Linked DNA regions of Homo sapiens: region 1 is linked to region 2. A link is a contact called in ENCODE Hi-C or POLR2A ChIA-PET data. All regions are on one chromosome and are shown on one strand. Each heading gives the region's core, a stretch centred on a gene start or an enhancer-like site at or near the end of the contact. The rest is flanking DNA. Distances are from core to core; before and after follow the strand shown. Region 1 has its middle 14 kb from the start of PECAM1. Region 2 holds the start of SMARCD2 (SWI/SNF related BAF chromatin remodeling complex subunit D2).

The links. Hi-C counts contacts between places; a loop is a spot of excess contacts on that map. ChIA-PET counts read pairs that join two places held with the same protein, here RNA polymerase II (POLR2A). Pooled maps may share reads with other maps.
Region 1: POLR2A ChIA-PET joins it to region 2 with 10 read pairs in activated B cell. The contact joins the enhancer-like site here to the promoter of SMARCD2 in region 2. A Hi-C loop is called at or near these places in 1 of 50 pooled maps. POLR2A ChIA-PET finds 5 or more read pairs at or near these places in 2 of 52 experiments (CD4-positive, alpha-beta T cell and activated B cell).

What each region holds. Positions count from the first base shown.
Region 1 is chr17:64,402,682-64,407,722 of GRCh38, forward strand. No RefSeq gene overlaps it. Among named protein-coding and RNA genes, the nearest start is that of PECAM1, 14 kb to the left of the region's middle. RefSeq lists enhancers at 1,987-2,096, 2,207-2,286. Within about 2 kb of position 2,115, at least 6 of the 41 ENCODE cell types and tissues checked have a DNase peak (open chromatin) inside an H3K27ac peak, as active enhancers do.
Region 2 is chr17:63,841,424-63,845,970 of GRCh38, forward strand. SMARCD2 (SWI/SNF related BAF chromatin remodeling complex subunit D2) reads right to left here and starts at 1,262. Exons shown (of 13, transcript NM_001098426.2): 1 at 1,036-1,262. The coding sequence starts at 1,251. RefSeq lists an enhancer at 185-264, silencers at 985-1,214, 1,585-1,754 and a cis regulatory region at 2,864-3,253.

The DNA.
Region 1 (5,041 bases), core at 865-3,364, 560 kb after region 2:
AACCAATGTGCCCCGCCTCCCTCTGCCTCTCTGGTAAAGTCACTTGTGATTGCATTTGGAGCCCATCCAGATAATCTCCCCAACTCAAAACTGTTAACTTAATCACATCTGCAAATCCCATTCTCCCACATGTTACAAACTGAATGTTTGCATCCCCGCGACAATTCACATGTTGGAACCAACTCCCCAGTGTGATAGTACTTGCAGGTGGAGCCTTTGGAGGTGGTTATGTCATGAGGGTGGAGGCCTCATGAATGGGACTGGTGCCCTTATGAAAGGGACCATAAGAAAATCCCTAGGCCCGGTGCGGTGGCTCACGCCTGTAATCCCAGCACTTTGGGTGGCCAAGGTGGGCAGATCGACGTGAGGCCACGAGTTTGAGACCAGCCTGGACAACGTAGCAAAATCCTATCTCTACTAAAAATACAAAAATTAGCTGGCATGGTGGCGCGCCTGTAGCCTCAGTTACTTGGGAGGCTGAGGCACGAGAATCACTTGAACCCAGGAGGCAAAGGTTGTGGTCAGCCGAGACCGCGCCACTGCACTCCAGCCCGGGTGACAGGGCAAGACTCCTTCTCAAAACAGAAAAAAAAAAAAAAAAGGCAAGAAAAGAATTCCCTAGTCCTTTCCATCATGTGAGGACACAGCAGAGAGACAGCCATCTATAAATGAGGAAGTAGGCCTCACCAGACACTGGAGCTGCTGGAGCTTTGATGCTGGACTTCCCAAACTCCAGAACTGTGAGAAATACATTTTTGTTGTTTCTTTTTTTTTTTTTTTTTTGAGATGGAGTCTCATTCTTGTTGCCCAGGCTGGAGTGCAATGGCACAATTTCAGCTCATTGAAACCTCCGCCTCCCGGGTTCAAGCGATTCTCCTGCCTCAGCCAGCTGAGTAACTGGGATTACAGGCATGAGCCACCATGCCTGGCTAATTTTGTGTTTTTAGTAGAGATGGGGTTTCTCTGTGTTGGTCAAGCTGATCTTGAACTCCCAACCTCAGGTGATCCACCTGCCTCAGCCTCCCAAAGTGCTGGGATTACAGGCGTGAGCCACCGCGCCCGGCCCATTTTTGTTGTTTCTAAGGCACCCAGTCCAAACAAACTAAGACACCATATAGGGCAACATTCACAGGTTCCAGGGGTCAGGGCCTGATATCCTTGGGGGTCATCAGCAGCCTACCACAGGGGTATCATGACCCATATTACAGATGGGGAGCTGAGGGCCAGGAGGTGAAACATCAACCAAGTTCCCAGCACCACATCTGCCTGCCTGTGTCTGCCTGGCTTGCTACAAGGCTTCTGTGACTGACCTTTTACAGCACCTTTCTGGGCAGAAGGCTCAGACCCAGTCCCTGACCTGACACACATGAGTCATGAGACCAGAGCCAGCTTCATAGATGTGTGACCCGTGCCGTCACAGGGGCCCTGTGCTCAGAAGCTGCCATGCTTGGTTTGATGCCTTGCTGTCGCCACCTTGAAATTCCTGATAATTTTGAATTTTCATTTGCACTAGACCCACAAATTATGTAACTGGTCCTACATGTGACACTGAGCAAGAAAAGGGAGAGTTGAGATGAGGTGGGTAGAAGCTGCCCTGCCCACGGCCTCACCTCAGACCTGAAAAGTACCTGACACCCCGATCCTGCACAGCCTAAATAATTGCATTGTTTTATATGAAAGAAGAACTAGACTTTTTTCCACTTTCGGTGGAAATTATAGGGAGGTATATTTCAGCCAGAACTGTGCAACACAGCAGGTAAGGAAAGTTTTGCAAATGTTTTAAAAGGCCAGATGAGACTGGGCATGGTGGCTCATGTCTGTAATCCCAGCACTTTGGGAGGCCACAGCAGGCGGATCACCTGAGGCCAGGGGTTTGAGACTAGCCTGGGCAACATGGCGAAACCCTGTCTCTATTAAAAAAATACAAAAAGGTCAGGCGCAGTGGCTCATGCCTGTAATCCCAGCACTTTGGGAGGCTGAAGCAGGTGGATCACTTGAGGTCAGGAGTTTGAGACCAACTTGGCCAACATGGTGAAACCCCGTCTATACTAAAAATACAAAAATTAGCCAGGCGTGGTGGCATGCGCCTGTAGTTTCAGCTACTCAGAGGGCTGAGGCAAGAGAATCGAGTAAACCTGGGAGGCGGAAGTTGCAGCGAGCCGAGATTGCACCACCACACTCCAGCCTGGGCCACAGAGCGAGACTCTGTCAAAAAAAGAAAAAAGAAAAAGCCAGCTGAGAGAGAGGGAGGTGATTCCTAAAGCTGCGGAGTCTCCTCTGGGCCCACCTGAGGCAAACCCAGCCTCCACCAAGAGGCAAGTTTTGTGTCAGTTCCCAAGAACTCCAGAAGCCATGTGGGCCACTCCTTCTTCTTTTAGGGGGAGAATGTAGCTGTCAAATATCTCTTCATCTTATTAATAAAGCTAACAAGGAGCCAAGTATTTGTCAAAACCAATGCCAGGGGTCAGAGCAGTGTCCCGCTGATTGCCACAGCTGAAGACAAAGGAAAAGGAAGGAAGACTGTCATCGTCAATGTGGTTGCCATTGCAAAGGTGGCTAGGTGGCCTCTGTCACTGTGGGCTGGGAATCATAGCTCTAGTCTGATGCTAAAAAGGACCATGCAACTGTTCATGGAGCGCACAAATGACTGCCCAGACAACATAAAAAAACAGCATCTGGCCGGGCACGGTGGCTCACACCTGTAATCCCAACACTTTGGGAGGCTGAGGTGGCCGGATCACTTGAGATCAGGAGTTCGAGACCAGCCTGACCAACATGGTGAAACCCCATGTCTACTAAAAATACAAAAATTAGCCGTGCGTGGTGGCACAAGCCTGTAGTCGCAGCTATTCAAGAGGCTGAATCACTTGAACCCAGGAGGCGGAGGTTGCAGTGAGCCAAGATTGCACCACTGCACTCCAGCCTGGGTGACGGAGGGAGACTCCGTCTCAAAAAAAAAAAGGTGTCTGTGTTCCCACTGTGGAAACCTAAGCAGATTGGCTGGACAAACTTTAGAATGACAGGGACCCCAAAAACAGAAAGAAAAGCAAAATGCAGCCTAGTCTATCCCCAGGGGCGGTGGGGTCGTCTGGGGACAACAGAAGGATGAAGGCCCAGGATGAGGCAGAAAGGAGCTGATCTGGGGGTGAGGGAAACAGGGAGAGACTGACTGGTTGACTTTGGGAGGGGTGTCAGGGACGCTGGGGCCACTACCATGACTCTGAGGGAGACACAAGTTTTTCATGGGTTTTTCTCTGTGCAGAGTGGTGTAAGTCTGCTCTCACATCTCCCTTCCAGCAACCTTCAAGCAACCTCTAGTAGAGATTTGAAGTGGGATTTCTTTCTTTTCTTTTTTCTTTTTTTTTTTTTTTTTGAGATAGGGTCTGGATCTGTCACCCAGGTTGGAGTGCAGTGGCACAATCTTGGCTCACTGCAACCTCCACCTCCTGGGTTTAGGCGATTCTCGTGCCTCAGCCTCCCGAGTAGCTGGGATTACAGGCATACACCACCATGCCCAGCTAATTTTTTGTATTTTTAGTAGAGATGGGGTTTTGCCATGTTGGCCAGGCTGGTCTCGAACTCCTGACCTCAAGTGATCCACCCACCTTGGCCTCCCAAAAAAGTGCTGGGATTACAGGCCTGAGCCACTGCCCCCGGCCTTAGAGTGGGGTTTCTGTTCTCATTTGACTGTGTCATGGTTCTGAGACGAATCCTCAGGTGAGAAAGCAACGGGCCTGGCTTCCTTGGGCTCCTCAGCCATGGCCCTCCCAGAGCCCACCATGCCTGGAGGACCCAGCATGGGCCACAGACATGCACCTTCATTCTCACAAGTTCATCCGAGAGGAGGAGGAAGGAAAAGCCAAGGAAACCCAAAAGGCAGGTTAGAGAAAGAAGTCACTCTGTGTCCGCAAAGAGCTCCCCTCCCCTGGCCCTGTGCCCTTCACTCTCTATAGGTCAAGGTTTTGCTGGACTGTTTCCAGTGTTTGAGCCTGAATCCACCACGCCGGGGCTCCCTGATGCACTAATCCGGTGTTCAAAGAAGGGAAGGGCTGTGTGGCCCTGAACCTGTGCCTACACAGCAGAAAGAATTCCAACCTTTCCTTATCAGACATAAAGTGGATCTACAAAGGGTCACATTAGAGAGTTTTCCTTTTTAAATGGCTCTACAAATGTTCTGAGGTAGGCGGCGGAACTCAACTCCAAAGGTAGGGCTTGGACACTGGACCAAATTGAAGACTAGCTAAACAGGGACTGAGAGAAAGCAGCTTTCCATAAGACACGCCCACCAGTGTGCCGTGTCAGTTTACCGTTACCATGACAACACCGGAAGTTACCACCCCTTTCCATGGCAATGACCTGACAACCCAGAAGTTACCACCCTTTTTCTAGAAATTTCTGTATAGTCTGGCCCTTAATTTGCATATAACTAGATGGGCACACATATGATGCAGAACTGCCCTGAGCTGGTGCTCTGGGCACACTGCCTATAGGGTAGCCCTGCTCCACAAGGAGCAGTCTGTCTGCTGCTGCTGTGCACTGCCGCTTCAATAAAAGTTGCTGTCTAACACCACCGGCTCCCCTAGCTTGCCCTTGAATTCTTTCCTGGGCAAAGCCAAGAACCCTGCCAGGCTAAGCCCCAATTCTGGAGTTCACCTGCCCTGCATCAGTTGCACGTAGCACAGTTTCATTAGTTTGGCCTTGAGGGGCCAAGAGCAATCCTGCTTTGCACCACCCACCATGAAAGGGAGCAGGAGCTGGCGGGGTGCGGTGGCTCACGCCTGTAATCCCAGCACTTTGGGAGGACGAGGCGGGAGGATCACCTGAGGTCAGGAGTTCGAGACCAGCTTGGTCCAACATGATGAAACACCATCTCTACTAAAATTACAAAAATTAGCCAGGCATGGTGGCAGGCACCTGTAATCCCAGCTACTAGGGAGGCTGAGGCAGGAGAATCACTTGAACCCAGGAGGCAGAGGTTGCAGTGAGCCAAGATCACACCACTGCACTCCAGCCTGGGTGACAGAGCGAGACTCCATCTCAA
Region 2 (4,547 bases), core at 12-2,511:
CAGTGTCAAATGCTTGGGCACATGGCTTCGGACGTGGTGGAGTTAGAACCTGAAGGCCAAATAAAAATGCAGAGAGGGTGACAAGGCAGATGGGCACAGTTTCCAAGCCCTCTGGGGCAACCTGAACAGCAGACTAGAGCACTGGCAGGGTCAGGCTGAGGTCCTCACACACTGAGCAGAAGTCGCTGCTTTGCAAGGGCTTTTGAAGCTGCAATCTGAGCAGCTCTCAAAACCCCAAAGGGGTCAGGACAGCACTCTTTGAAGCAACTCTCGCAGACTCCTCCGGCCCCAGACCAGCAGGGCTCCACTCTGCACGTCCAGACTAATCAACTCCCGGACACGATGACAGGAGGCAGAAAGCCCAGAAGAGAGCCGGCCTGTGACTGGGCTGGGCCTCCCCTCAGGCCAGGCCACCACCGTCTCTGGTCTAAGCTGGAGTCCTCCCAGCGAAGGCGCCTGGCCCTGCCTCAGGAGTAAAGTCCGCCCGTGCACAAGCTGGAATCCCCTGGCCCTAGCCTCAGCGTCCCGTGCCCGTGGGAAGCCAGGCTCCTTCCTCCTTATTAGCAGCCGGGAGCCATCTCAGACACGCTAGAGCTCCGCCAGTTCCCAATCAGAAAAAACAGGGCAGACTTGGACTGGGACCAAGGCCGATGCAGGGTAACCCCGGTTTCTCAGCGAGGGCCCTTTCCCAAACTTTCTCATCACTTTCCAGCCCTCCTACCCTAGACTTCTCAACCCACCCGCCACAATTCACTGGCTCCCCAAACTCCTCCATCTCCCAGTCACTCGGAATCCCTGTGCCGCGGAAGCCCCCAGGCCTCCCAGCTGCTTCCAGCCCTCCGCTGCAGAACCTGCTTCCCCTTCCCACTTCTCCACCGCGACCCGCCGCAGCCCGAGGGTCCCGGCCCGCCCTCCACCGTCTCCCGGAGTTCCTCATGCATTCCCCAGGGCCCTCACTCGAGGCCCCTTCAGCCGCCGGCCCGGGCGCCCTCGCAGCGCCTCTCGCCCCCGTCCGCTCGCGTCCTCCTTGCTCACCTGGTACTGCGCCGCGGGGCCCGCGGGGCCCATGGGGCGGAAGGCGGCGGCCCCGGGGCCCCCCACGCCTCCTGCCGGACCCGGTCCCCGGAGCGCCGGTCCGGGCAGCATGCCGGGTCCCGCGGGGGGAGGCGGCGCTCCCAGGGCCGCAGCCACGGCGCCGCCGCCAGGGCTTAGCGGGGGCAGCGGGAACCCGCCCGCGCCTCGGCCCGACATCGCTCCGTCCCGTCCCGCGGTGCCGCGATCCGGACTCCGGGCTCCGCGTCGAGTCCACTCCGTGCTCTGTGCTCCGCGATCCGGGACTTGGCGATCTTAATTCCGGGTTCCGGGATTTGTCGATCCGGGCTCCGGGATTTCCTAATCCAAGTTCGCGAGTTCCTCACAGACCCGGTTCGGGACAGATTCCGCTCCTGCCCGGGAGATTCCGGATCCAGGATCTGCTGCGGGCCCGCCTTCCGTCCCCGGCCTCCGGAGGTTTGGCCGCCCGAGTCGAGTTACCCAGAGGCGGCTACGAACTCCCTGCCCCGCCCAACCCAGCCCAGCACTAGGCCCCGCCTCTACCTGGTGCCCAATGCTCGAGTGCCTCCTCGAATCCTGCCCCTCGCGAGACCCGCCCCCAGCGGGCACCGCCCCTAACTGCCGACCTCAGAGCCCCACCCCCCCACCTTTGGCCCAGCCTTTCGTCGGAGGGGCGGGAGCGGAAGCTGCGCGCGGAAGCGCCGAGTGAGGCGCGGGGTCAGAGGTCTAAGGTCACTTAGGGGCTTCACAGTGAATGAGCCGTTGCTACTACTCTCTCCCGGTATAGCACCCTCACCGAATTCCGCGGCCACACTCCCCGAAAATAGTTTTGTCAAGTCTCCTTTCTGCATCTTCGGCGTTAAAGACTCAACTCAGAGTCGGTAGCTGTGGCTCACGCCTGTAATCCCAGCGCTTTGGGAGGCTGAGGCGGGCGGATCCCCTGAGGTCAGAAGTTCGAGACCAGCCTGGCCAACATGGTGAAAACCCCGTCTCTACTAAAAATACAAAAATTAGCCGAGTGTGGTGACGGGCGCCTGTAATCCAAGCTACTCGGCAGGCTGAGGCAGGAGAATCGCTTGAACCTTGGAGGCAGAGGTTGCAATGAGCCGAGATCGCCCCACTGCACTCCAGCCTGGGCGGCAAGAGTGAAACTCATCAAAAAAAAAAAAAAAAAAAAAAAAGACTCAGCTGCTCTGTGGGGCAGAACAGCAGCCAACTCAACTTCCTGTAAAAGCTCATGCTGGTAGCTCGGAACTGCCAAGGGACCTAGGAGGCTCCAGACTTGACCCAGCTGGTGAACGGTCGACTTGGCCAAGGCTGAGTTCTACCGCACATTTTTAACGTGGCTCCGCCTCACTTTAAGGAAGCCTGGTACTTTACTCCCCAGAAAATGCTTCTAGTCAAAAGAAATTTGGCTTATGAGAAACCTCCCCGCAGTTTAAAAAAAGAGGTCTTTCTCCAGTATTTATAGCACTTAATTTTCAAAAATGCAGTATCTTTTCAGGTACACTGTGCTGTATCAAAGTATTCAAAAATGCGTCAGCTGTGCCAGGGAGCCTACCCTCTGATGGTCTGGATCTCCTCGCCGTGATATGGACCAGTGCTGCTTAAACTTTAATGAGCACATAAAAAACACTCGAGGCTCTTATTAAAAATGCAGATTGTGGCAGGGCCCAGGACTCTGCATTTGTAACAAGCTGCCAGCGATGCTGTTGCTTCTCAGACCACACTGTCAAGAAGCCGGGATCTAGACTTTTTTTTTTTTTTAGTTTTTTTACTATAATTGCTTTATTTTTCCAGCCCCAACCAAGTAATACTTCCTTCCTTGCATCATAGCACCCCAGATCTTTTTTACAGTATAGTTCTCCAGTGCTTTTTAGAAATTAGTTCTCCTCATGCCTCTAGTGATAAACACCGCTGCTGCTGTTTTCTTACCTCCTGAACTTAGAGATCCCACTCTATTGCCCCAAGAGTCGATAACCTGTCAGTCTGGGGACTGGCCACTGGAATTGTTAAAGTCACTGAATCATGGCCCCTCCCATCCCTGTAAAGTGGGTTAAGAGTTCATGATAAGGCAGCTAATATCCATTTCAATCCTTTTAAGCTTCTAGAACAACAGTAATTCTCAAAGTGATAGGGGCAGTGGAGAATCAGAGTCCTCTGGGAAGCTACTCCAAAATACCTCCGCCAGCCACCCCTCCAATCCAATGGCTCTCAGTATTGTATTTGAAAAATAAGCTTCCTAGGTAATTCTGATGCGACCCAGTGGGTCGCATCAGAAAACACAAGATTTTTTCTACCCTAGAAAAGGGGCAAGCTAATAAGTGCATTTAAAAGCAGATCAGCTGGGTGGAGTGGCTCACACCTGTAATCCCAGCACTTTGGGAGGCCAAGGTGAGTGGATCACTTGAAGTCAGGAGTTCGAGACCAGTCTGGCCAAGATGGTGAAACCATGTCTCTACTAAAAATATAAAAATTAGCTGGGCGTGGTGGTGCACACCTGTAATCCCAGCTACTCAGGAGGCTGAGGCACGAGAATTGCTTGAACCCAAGAGGCAGTGGTTGCAGTGAGCAGAGATCGTGCCACTGCACTCCAGCCTGGGTGACAGAGTAAGACACTGTCTCAATAATAATAAAGCAGATCAAACGGTTAAATATAACTCAGTTCCTGTCAATCCCTTGTTTAAAACCCTCCCCAGCTCCCCATTGCTCTTAGATTGAATGTCACACTCCCTCCTGTGACATTTAAGGCTCTGCAGGACCTGGTCCCTGCTTACCTCCTTGGGTTCATTTTAAATCACTGCCTTTGGCTCTCCAAGCATTGGCCCAGATGGTCTCCTTGCAGTTTTTCAAACTACCCATCCCCTTCCCATCTCAGAGCCTCTCTGTTCTCTCACACCCTACTTCCCACCAAGTGATTATCACAGTACATCATTACTTAAGTGTGTGCTGATTTACTGTCTGATGTGGCTCACCCACTAAAATATAAACTCTACGAAGGCAGGATCTTTTTCTCTCTCAATTTATCTTTTTATTTTAAAATTTGTATTTTTTTAAGACAGTGATTTGCTAGGTTGCCCAGGCTGGCCTCAAACCCCTGGGCTCAAGTGATAGTTCCTGAATAGCTGAGTAGGTATACACCACACCTGGCTATTTTTTTAAATTGAAGTGAGATTTACGTAATAAAATTAACTGTTTGAAATTGCACAATTCAGTGGTATATATTACATTCACAATGTTGTGCAACACCTCCTCTACCTAGGTCCAAAATTTTGGGGTCCAAAATAATGACCCCAAAAGAAAACTCCATCCTCATTAGAAGTTGCTCCTCATTTCTTCCTCTTCCCAACTTCTGGCACCCACCAATCTGGGTTCTGTCTCTAGATTTATCTATTCTGGATACTTCATATAAATGGAATCATAATAGGTGGGTGTTGGGCATGGCTTCCTTCACTTAGCATAATGTTTTTGAGGTTCATCCATTTTGTAGCATG